Linked DNA regions of Homo sapiens: region 2 is linked to region 1. The links are chromatin contacts, found by POLR2A ChIA-PET in ENCODE. All regions are on one chromosome and are shown on one strand. Each heading gives the region's core, a stretch centred on a gene start or an enhancer-like site at or near the end of the contact. The rest is flanking DNA. Distances are from core to core; before and after follow the strand shown. Region 1 holds the start of PTER (phosphotriesterase related). Region 2 holds the start of MTPAP (mitochondrial poly(A) polymerase).

Region 1 (4,329 bases), core at 771-3,270:
CAAAAACAAACAAACAAACAAACCAAAAAAATTCCCCATTCTTTACTAAGAAGGCAAGTGTAGTGACTGATATCAACTAATCTGGGTCCCTAGTCCTATCCTTGAACAAGGTGCTTGCCTAAGTTTGTTTTCTTGTCTGTAATTGGAGGGAAATAGCTCCTGCCACATGCAGGTTGCTCAAAATCTTAAACAAAATAACATACACCCATTACAAAACCTGGTAGAGTTGGCCCCGATAAACATCATCTATTAATATTATTATTAAAACTCTACTTTCCTTTGAAATGACATCTGTAGCTTCTGCCCATCTGCATACCTATTCTCTTTTTTCTCAGAATTCAGGATAAAATTAATTGACTAGGCCTTGTGCTGTGGCTTATGCATGTAGTCCTAACACTTTGGGAGGCTGAGGTGGGAGGATCCTTTGAGCTTAGGAGTTTGAGACCAGGCTGGGCATCATAGCGAGACCTCCATCTCTACAAAAATTACAAATATTAGCTGAGTGTGGTGGTGCACACCTGTAGTCCCAGCTGCTCAGGAGGCTGAGGCAGGAGGATCCCTTGAGCCCAGGAGTTCAAGGCTGCAGTGAGCTATGACTGCACCACTGAAATCCATCCTGGGCAACAGAGCCATTTCAAAATAATAATAATAATAATTGATGACAGTGTAATATGGTTGGGGTTCAGAAAATGATACCCCAAAATGAAGGCCTTAGAAGCAGCTCTCTCTAACCTCATGTCCTCCTGCCTCTGGCCCCTCATTCTAGAAACTGGAATCCCTCTTCCCCAAGGTGATTCACAGAAGCCAGAACCCCTCATCCCCAAAGCCAAGCATAAAACCTAAAAGTTTGACTCTGCGTGTCCCCTGCCTTTCTGTGTCAAAACTGGCGGTAAAGAAATTCTCTGCCCTGCTTTGTTTGACTGTAGGTCATAAGACCCCCATTCCAGAAAGGATCCTGCTCTATACCCAGAAGGAAGGAACACTGCACAGAAAAGCCAAAAAGAATCTAAACAGACAGGGCTTGCTCACTTAGTCTATTGGCATTAGCTCAGACCCTTTTTATGCCATCGTAGTATCTCTTAGGTTGGTGCAGAAGTAATTGCGGTTTTTGCCATTAAAAACCGCAATTACTTTTGCACCAGCTGAATACATGGCGGTCCATACTTTATTGAACCTAAGCGAAAAAATGGACCGTTTCCCCTGCATCTTTGGGTTTTCATTCTGAAGGCTCCCGGATCACATAAAGTTACGATCTAGTATATTTGTATGCCTTTTCTACTGTGAAACTGTCTTTTGTCAGTTGATTTTCAGCAAACTTTCAGAGGACGAAGGAGAGGTTTGCCCTTGGCCCCCTACAATACCTAAAGGTATGACTCTTTACTGTGGCAGCTGCTCCAAGCATCATGTTTTGCCAACAGACTCACACATACTAAGTTTATTTCAGTCACAGCAAGTACCAGGGCCAGTTCAAGTGCTCTAGCACGGCACTCTAATTCTAAAGAGAAGGAAACGCGGCACCGGGGCAGGAAACAGTGACAAGTGGGAACACAAAAACCAAAGTTCTCCGTATGCAGCATGAGGATCCAGAACCCACTGTGACATCAAATTGCCAGAGCACCACCTCCGATTTATTCTTGGGGAAAACCAAAAGAGCTACGGAATGCTCCCTTGTTCCAGACTGTTCTATGGAGAACTGGGATCTGGGGAAAATGCAACAGTTTCTTTCCGTTTGGGGATCTAGCCCCGAATTTTTTTCATTCAGCCAAACTACCGACAGTCAGACAGCGCCTGCAGGAGGGTGTGGCCAGGCAAAAACGCGGGGAACGGCCCCGGACCAGGGTGGGGCGTGGCAAGGGTTTGAAGGGCGTGTCCTACGAAGAGGTAGGGCTTGGCAAGGACCCACGGGGCGTGTCCTAGGACTCGGTGAGGGCGTGACCTCGGGCCAGGGGCGGGGAGAGAACCAGAGGGCGAAGTGGGAGGGCACAGGGGAGACTAAAAAGGCCAGGGAAGTTGGCCTGCCGGAAGTTCCCAGGGAGAAGGCAGCGCGTTGTACCCGAGGTAAGGCTTCTTGGAGTCAGAGCAGGAGCCGGAACTGTGGGCCCAGTAGGAAGAGTGGGGCCCGACGGCGGAGGCCGCGCGGCCAGGGTTCGCTGCAGAGCTCCACGCGAGGGTCCTGCCGGAAGGAAGGATTTTCTAGCCGCTGCGCTTGGGCCCTGCCGCCTCTCCTTAAGTGCTTGAGGGACGTTGCAAAGAGCGCCAGTCCCGTGTGGCGCCAGCTCCCTGTGGCTCGACAGCAATGCCCGGGGGCGTCATCGGGTAGCTGTGCTAAGCCTCCTTTAATAAGCTTTTTTTTTTTTTTTTTTTTAGATTCAGGGTCTGGCTCTGCTTCCCAGGCTAGAGTGCATTTGGCGCGATCACAGCTCACTGCAGCCTCGACCTCCTGAGCTCAAGCGAACTTCCTGCCTCAGCCTCCTGAGCTTCCTGAGTAGCTGCGACTACAGGCACGTGCCACCATGTCCGGTTATTTTTGTATTTTTTGTAGAGAGTGTCTCGCCATGTTGCCCAGGCTGGTTTCGAACTCCTGGGCTCAATCAGTCTGCTGCCTCGGCCTCCCAAAGTGCTGGCATTACAGGTCTATATTTTTTGACAGTTTATAAAAGCCAATTACCAGCGGTCATATGTCTGAGTCCTGTGCACTCTTGCTTAATCCACTCTGCAGCCCTGTGAAGGATTCTAGTGATAACGACAAAGCTAAGGTACAGAAAAATTAGGCCACACTGCTGGAAAGTTTAGAGATGGAAACAAAGTTTAGAGGTGGAGTCTTTCTGACTCCACAGCCAGTGTGCTGTTACTCTCTTAGACTACCTCATTCTTTGTACATCCCAAGTCAACAGGAACTAAAGGTATACCCTTACATAGGCAGTAAGAGGGGTTGCTGATTTAAAGAACTTTGGACCCAGAAAGAGTAGAGCCCTATTCTAGTTCTGGTTCCAGCTCAGTGACTTTCTACAAGTTGGTTTTCTTTTGCTTTTTTTAAAGACAGAGTCTCGCCCTTGCCCAGGCTGGAGTGCAGTGGTGCGATCTCGGCTCACTGCAACCTCCGCCTCCCGGGATCAAGCGATTCTCTTGCCTCAGCCTTCTGAGTGGCTGGGACTACAGGCGCGCTCCACCACACACAGCTAATTTTTGTATTTTTAGTAGAGACGGGGTTTCACCATACTGGCCAGGCTGATCTCGAACTCCTGACCTTGTGATTCACCCACCTCGGCCTCCTAAAGTGCTGGGATTACAGGCGTAAGCCACCGCGCCCGGCCTCTTGCTTTTTAAGACTAGGTCTCATTATTTCACCAAAGCTGGAGTGCAGTGGTGCTATCACAGCTCACTGCAACCTTCACTTCCCCCGTTCAAGTGATCCTCCCAGCTCAGTCTCCCACAGGTGCACACCACCACGCCCGGCTAGTTTTTATTTTCTGTTTTTTGTTTTTTTTTTTGTATTTTTGGTAGAGACGGGGTTTTGCCATTTTGTCCAGGTTGGTGTCAAACTCCTGGGCTCAAATGATCTGGCTGCCTCGGCCTCCCAAAGTGCTAGGATTACAGGCGTGAGCCACTGCGCCTGGCCTGCCTGTTTTCTAGACACATTAAGGTGAGTGGTCTCAGGCCAGGCGCGGTGGCTCACACCTGTAATCCCGGCACTTTGGGAGGCTGAGGCAGGTGGATCACTTGAGGCCAGGAGTTCGAGACCAGCCTGGCCAACATGTGAAACCTCTTTTCTTCAAAAAATTAGCTGGGCATGGTGGTGGGCATGCCTGTAATCCCAGCTACTGGAGAGGCTGAGGCACGAGAATTGCTTGAACCTGGGAGGCAGAGGCGGCTGTGAGCTGAGATCACACCACTGCACTCCAGCCTGGGTGTCAGAGCAAGACTCTGTCTCAAAAAAAAAAAAAAAAAAGGTAAGTGGTCTCTAGGTCGCTAGTGGATGTAATAATCTATGGATTTATGAGGATAAGATCCTGATTTTACCATTTAATGATATTTTGGGCCAGTTTTTTTCCTTTTTAATTGGGCAGCCCTCAAACCAGAATAGATTGAGAGGGTCTTCCAGTTTTGGGTCATATTTGCTGCTGAAATTACAAGGTAGTCAGGAAGGGTCTGTTTATTCAATCAAAGATCAATAAATGTGTATTTTGGAGGTCAGTAGCGGAGTATCCAGCCAGAAGGTGGCTAGTGAGACAGGAGGAAAATCAGGACAGTGGCTTTTCTGGAGGGACTTAGGGAAAGATCAGTTTCACTGGGCAAATTTCCCCTTCCCTGTGAAGGACAGAAAATACC
Region 2 (4,329 bases), core at 783-3,282, about 14 Mb after region 1:
AAATATTTTTCAACCATTAGAGGCTGACCAAAAATGGAATTGACTGATTTATGCAACAATGTTCCTTATTGCTATAAACTGGTAATGAATCCTCACACTGAATGAAAAACTGAATTGGATATTTCTCAAGTTCCTTCCAATTATAAAATCACATGCTTCTAGGTGAGTATAAGGTGTACTTAACTGTCCTTCTTTAAAATGGTAAAGACATCCAAATGAGGATTTTGTTATTTCCTGCAAGAATCCCTGAATATTTAGTCGTATTATTCTAATGACACAAAATGAAACATTTCCTTAAAAAAGAAAAATAGCAAAGCTACAGTAAATGAAGAGTATAGTCTTGGAATTAGAAGTGAGTTTTACTGGCTGGGCGCGGTGGCTCACGCCTGTAATCCCAGCACTTTGGGAGGCCAAGGCAGGCAGATCACCTGAGTCTGGAGTTCAAGATCAGCCTGGCCAACATGGTGAAACCCCATCTCTACTAATAACACAAAAATTAGCCAGGCGTGGTGCCACGTGCCTGTAATCCCAGCTACTCGGGAGGCTGAGGCAGGAGAATCACTTAAACCCGGGAGGCCAAGGTTGCCGTGAGCCAAGATCGTGCCATTGCACTCCAGCCTGGGTGACAGAGCAAGACTTCGTCCCGAAAAAGAAAAAAAAAAAACAGTGGGTTTTTTAATTTTTGCCACCGAATAGCTGAGTTTAGCTTGAACTACTCAAGCTACCCTTGGACTACCCTGTTCCCTCATCTATAAAATGGAGTAACAGTTATTTCCTTCCACACCTACGCTACAGGGTTGTTTCATATATCAAAGAGCATATGAACATACTCTCAAATTTAAACACCCATACAAATGTTAAATTACAATAGCTTTTTTGGCAGAATCCTTACTCAAATTTTCAGCGTTACTTAGAAATGTTCAACAGAAGTAGCTTCCACTAAATACAATCCAATCAATATTTGAATGAAATACATAAAGATTTCTCACTGCCTGCCAATGTAAGTCTTTTATACAGTCTGATAAAGACACCAGCTTATTTTAGGGAAAAAATAGCTCCAAGGAATCGTAGAAGTCAATACATTTTGTTTAATAATTTGACTAGAAGTCTAAATTAACTGAGCTAGTGACCTTGCCTAAGTTATTTACCTCTTTGAACCATTTTCTACATCTGTAAAATGGACACAGTGATACATTTCTTGCAAGATCGTTTTAAGAACTGTAAATAGAATACACAAGCTCTTGAGTCACAAGAGAGGTTCAATAACACTGGCTTCTCAATACACAAAGAAGCATATAAATGTAGAACGAACGCGGGACAACAGCCTGTTGCAGTGAATCCAAATCTGTTACCAGACTGATTTGGTTCAAAATGGCCAAAAAGAATAAAGTAAACGGCAGTACATTTCATAGACAGAACCCTATGTCTAGGAACCAAGAATCCTCTTGATTCATCAGGCTACAATATAACTCGGCCTCCAGCAACAACTTAATGTATCAAAATCAGAAATATACGTACACGATGCAGCGACTGGCTCAGGTGTGTAGCATTACTATCATTGGGAACACTATTTCGTCAAACTGTAAAGTGCAAGCAAACTGGGTTCCTGACCTGAATTTCATGGAAGTCTAAACAACTCCATTACTGTACACAGGAGTCGCCCCAAACAAACATCACACATCTCACTTCTGCCTCAGCAACGGCGGCGACCCTGGGTTCCCCTACAGAGATCAGAGGAGAGGAGAGGACAGGACACAGCCCCACCCTCTTGCCAAAGGGTCCACAGCCGTTTCCACAGGCCACGTGTTTCCCCGTGATCCCAGACTCCTCGCCCGCTGTGGGACGGAACTACAGGGCAAACCGGCGCCATCACCTGTCTCCACGCTCCCTGAAGGCTGCTCGTCTCTCCTAAGGTCTTTGGCCACAGTTCCTGGGCAACTCAAAAGCCTGACGATAGGCCGCTGGACTCGAGTTCTTCTCCGGGCACACAGGTTCAAACGGGTCAAGAGCCCCACGCCGGGAACCGCCATTGCTAAAAAAAAAAAAAAAAAAAAAACAGCACTAGCGCGAAGCTGAAAGGTCAGCGCGTTTTCGCGCATGCGTCGGGGGGGAGGGGGGGGGCAAAAGAAATGGGAAGCCTCGAGGGTCAAACTAGGCGAAAGAAGTTCGCTTTTAGAGGAAGAGAGGAAATTGAGGCCGGAAAGAAGATACCTAAGCTTTCAGACATGGTTTACTTCCACAGTCACACAATTTACCAAATGAAAAGTTCCATAGAAGGAGCGCTCCACCTACTCTTGTAAATAGCATCATGAAAATAGAACCAGAGCCCGGGCGCGGTGGCTCATGCCTGTAATCCCAGCACTTTGAGAGGCTGAGGGAGGTGAATCTCCTGACGTTACGGGTTCGAGACCAGCCTGGCTAACATGGCGAAACCTTGTCTCTACTAAAAAATACAAAAAAATTAGCTGGGCGTGATTACATGCCTGTAATCCCAGCTACTTGGGAGGCTGAGGCACGAGAATCACTTGAACCCAGGAGGCGAAGGTTGCAGTGAGCCGAGATCGCGCCACTGCACTTAAGCCTGTGCAACAGAGCGTGACCCTGTCTCAAAAAAAAAAAAAAAAAAAAAGTTAAAATAATGGAAAGGCTTTTAACCTCTCTGAAAGGGGCACCAGGAGCAGGCAGGGCATCATCATCTTCCTTGAACCATGTGAGGACATTTTACAACCTCTGCCAATATGCCTCAATTCAAATTAAAATTCAAGTGGTTTTGCCAGCCCCTCCTCCAAGTGAGAGGTACATACCTCATCTTAAAGCCATACGAAAGGCATTGGAGAGGACTGGTTCAGTCTTCTCATTTTGGACATGAGAAAGTGGGGCACAGATCAGACAACGACTGGCTATAGGTCACACCTGGGGAGTCAAAGTTTAAAGTCAGAGCTCTGCCCTTGATTCAAGGCTCCTCCTCAGTGCCTGTGTCATAACCAGTGGCCCTTGCTCGGGTGCCTGGGAAAAGGACATACGAAACAGTGCAAAGAAGCCTGCAACTGAAGGCAGCCTCCCCGGGGGAATACACTGCTGCTGGAGGCGAAAGGAAAAGCAAGGGGCCTCGCAATCGGAGCGTGAGAGAGGACAAACCAGCACCGGAACTGACTAGCCAGCTCTGTGTTAGCATGGTGCTATTGCCTTGCAGGTATTTTCCTTTTTAATCATCTCAACAAATCTGAGTGATTAAACCCATTTCATGGATGAGAACACGGAGGCTTAGAGACAGTAAGTAACTTGTCTAAGGTGGCCTCATTAGAAGTTGGCTGTGCTGGCTGGGTGTGGTGGCTCACGCCTGTAATCCCAGAACTTTGGGAGACCAAGGCGGGAGGATCACCTGAGGTCAGGAATTCCAGACCAGCCTGGCCAACATAGCGAAACCCTGTCTCTACTACAAATACAAACATTAGCCAGGTGTGGTGGTGGGCACCTGTAATCCCAGCTACTTGGGAGGCTGAGGCAGGAGAATCACTTGAACCCAGGAGGCAGAGGTTTCAGTGAGCCAAGATTGTGCCACTGCACTCCAGCCTGGCAACAGAGCAAGACTCTGTCTCAAAAAAAAAGTTGGCTGTGCCATTTGACCCCAGGTCAGTCCCCAGATCCTGGGCCTTCCACTCGGACACACACTCAAGGCCACCCTCAGGCCACACAGAGTCCTGCCACTCCCACATGGATGTTGAAGAATCTCAAAGTTAGATAGAAGTATATTTGATTTTGATACTTCCAAGGAAAGTCCTGCGTAAGCAATGAGTTTGGGGATGGATGTGAGGACTTTTTAATTTTTGTGGGGGATATTTAATCCCTTTAGCAGAATAAAATGTTCTCCAGCCACTTGGCAGTAGGTACTTTTTTTTTATTTTATTTTTTGAGACAGAGTCTTGCTCTGTCGCTCAGGGTAGAATGCGTTAGTGCAATCTCAGCTCACTGCATCCTCCTCCTCCTGGATTCAAGCAATTCTCCTGCCTCAGCCTCCCAAGTAGTTGAGATTACAGGCACCTGCCATTATGCCCGGCTAATTTTCGTATTTTTGTAGAGACAGGTTTTCACCATGTTGCCCAGGCTGGTCTTGACCTCCTGAACTCAGGTGATCCACCCACCTCGGCCTCCCAAAATGTTGGGATTACAGACGTGAGCCACTGCACCCAGTTGAAAGTAGCTATTTTTATAGAACTATTCTGTCGTAAGGTATTACTTCTAGCTCACTGGCCTGCATCTTCCAGAAAAGAAAACTTTGCATTTAATGTTTAAAATGAAATAAATGCTTATTTTTATAAGGTTGATATG

Evidence for each region. ChIA-PET counts read pairs that join two places held with the same protein, here RNA polymerase II (POLR2A).
Region 2: POLR2A ChIA-PET joins it to region 1 with 14 read pairs in activated CD4-positive, alpha-beta T cell. The contact joins the promoter of MTPAP here to the promoter of PTER in region 1. POLR2A ChIA-PET finds 5 or more read pairs at or near these places in 3 of 52 experiments (OCI-LY7, T-cell and activated CD4-positive, alpha-beta T cell).

The regions. Positions count from the first base shown.
Region 1 is chr10:16,434,990-16,439,318 of GRCh38, forward strand. It overlaps PTER (phosphotriesterase related), which reads left to right and starts at 2,021. Exons shown (of 5, transcript NM_001261836.2): 1 at 2,021-2,058. RefSeq lists a silencer at 1,896-1,945 and enhancers at 2,366-2,545, 2,566-2,615.
Region 2 is chr10:30,347,246-30,351,574 of GRCh38, forward strand. It overlaps MTPAP (mitochondrial poly(A) polymerase), which reads right to left and starts at 2,033. Exons shown (of 9, transcript NM_018109.4): 1 at 1,874-2,033. The coding sequence starts at 2,030. RefSeq lists enhancers at 513-1,013, 1,595-1,694, 1,705-1,774, 1,825-1,874, 1,905-2,044.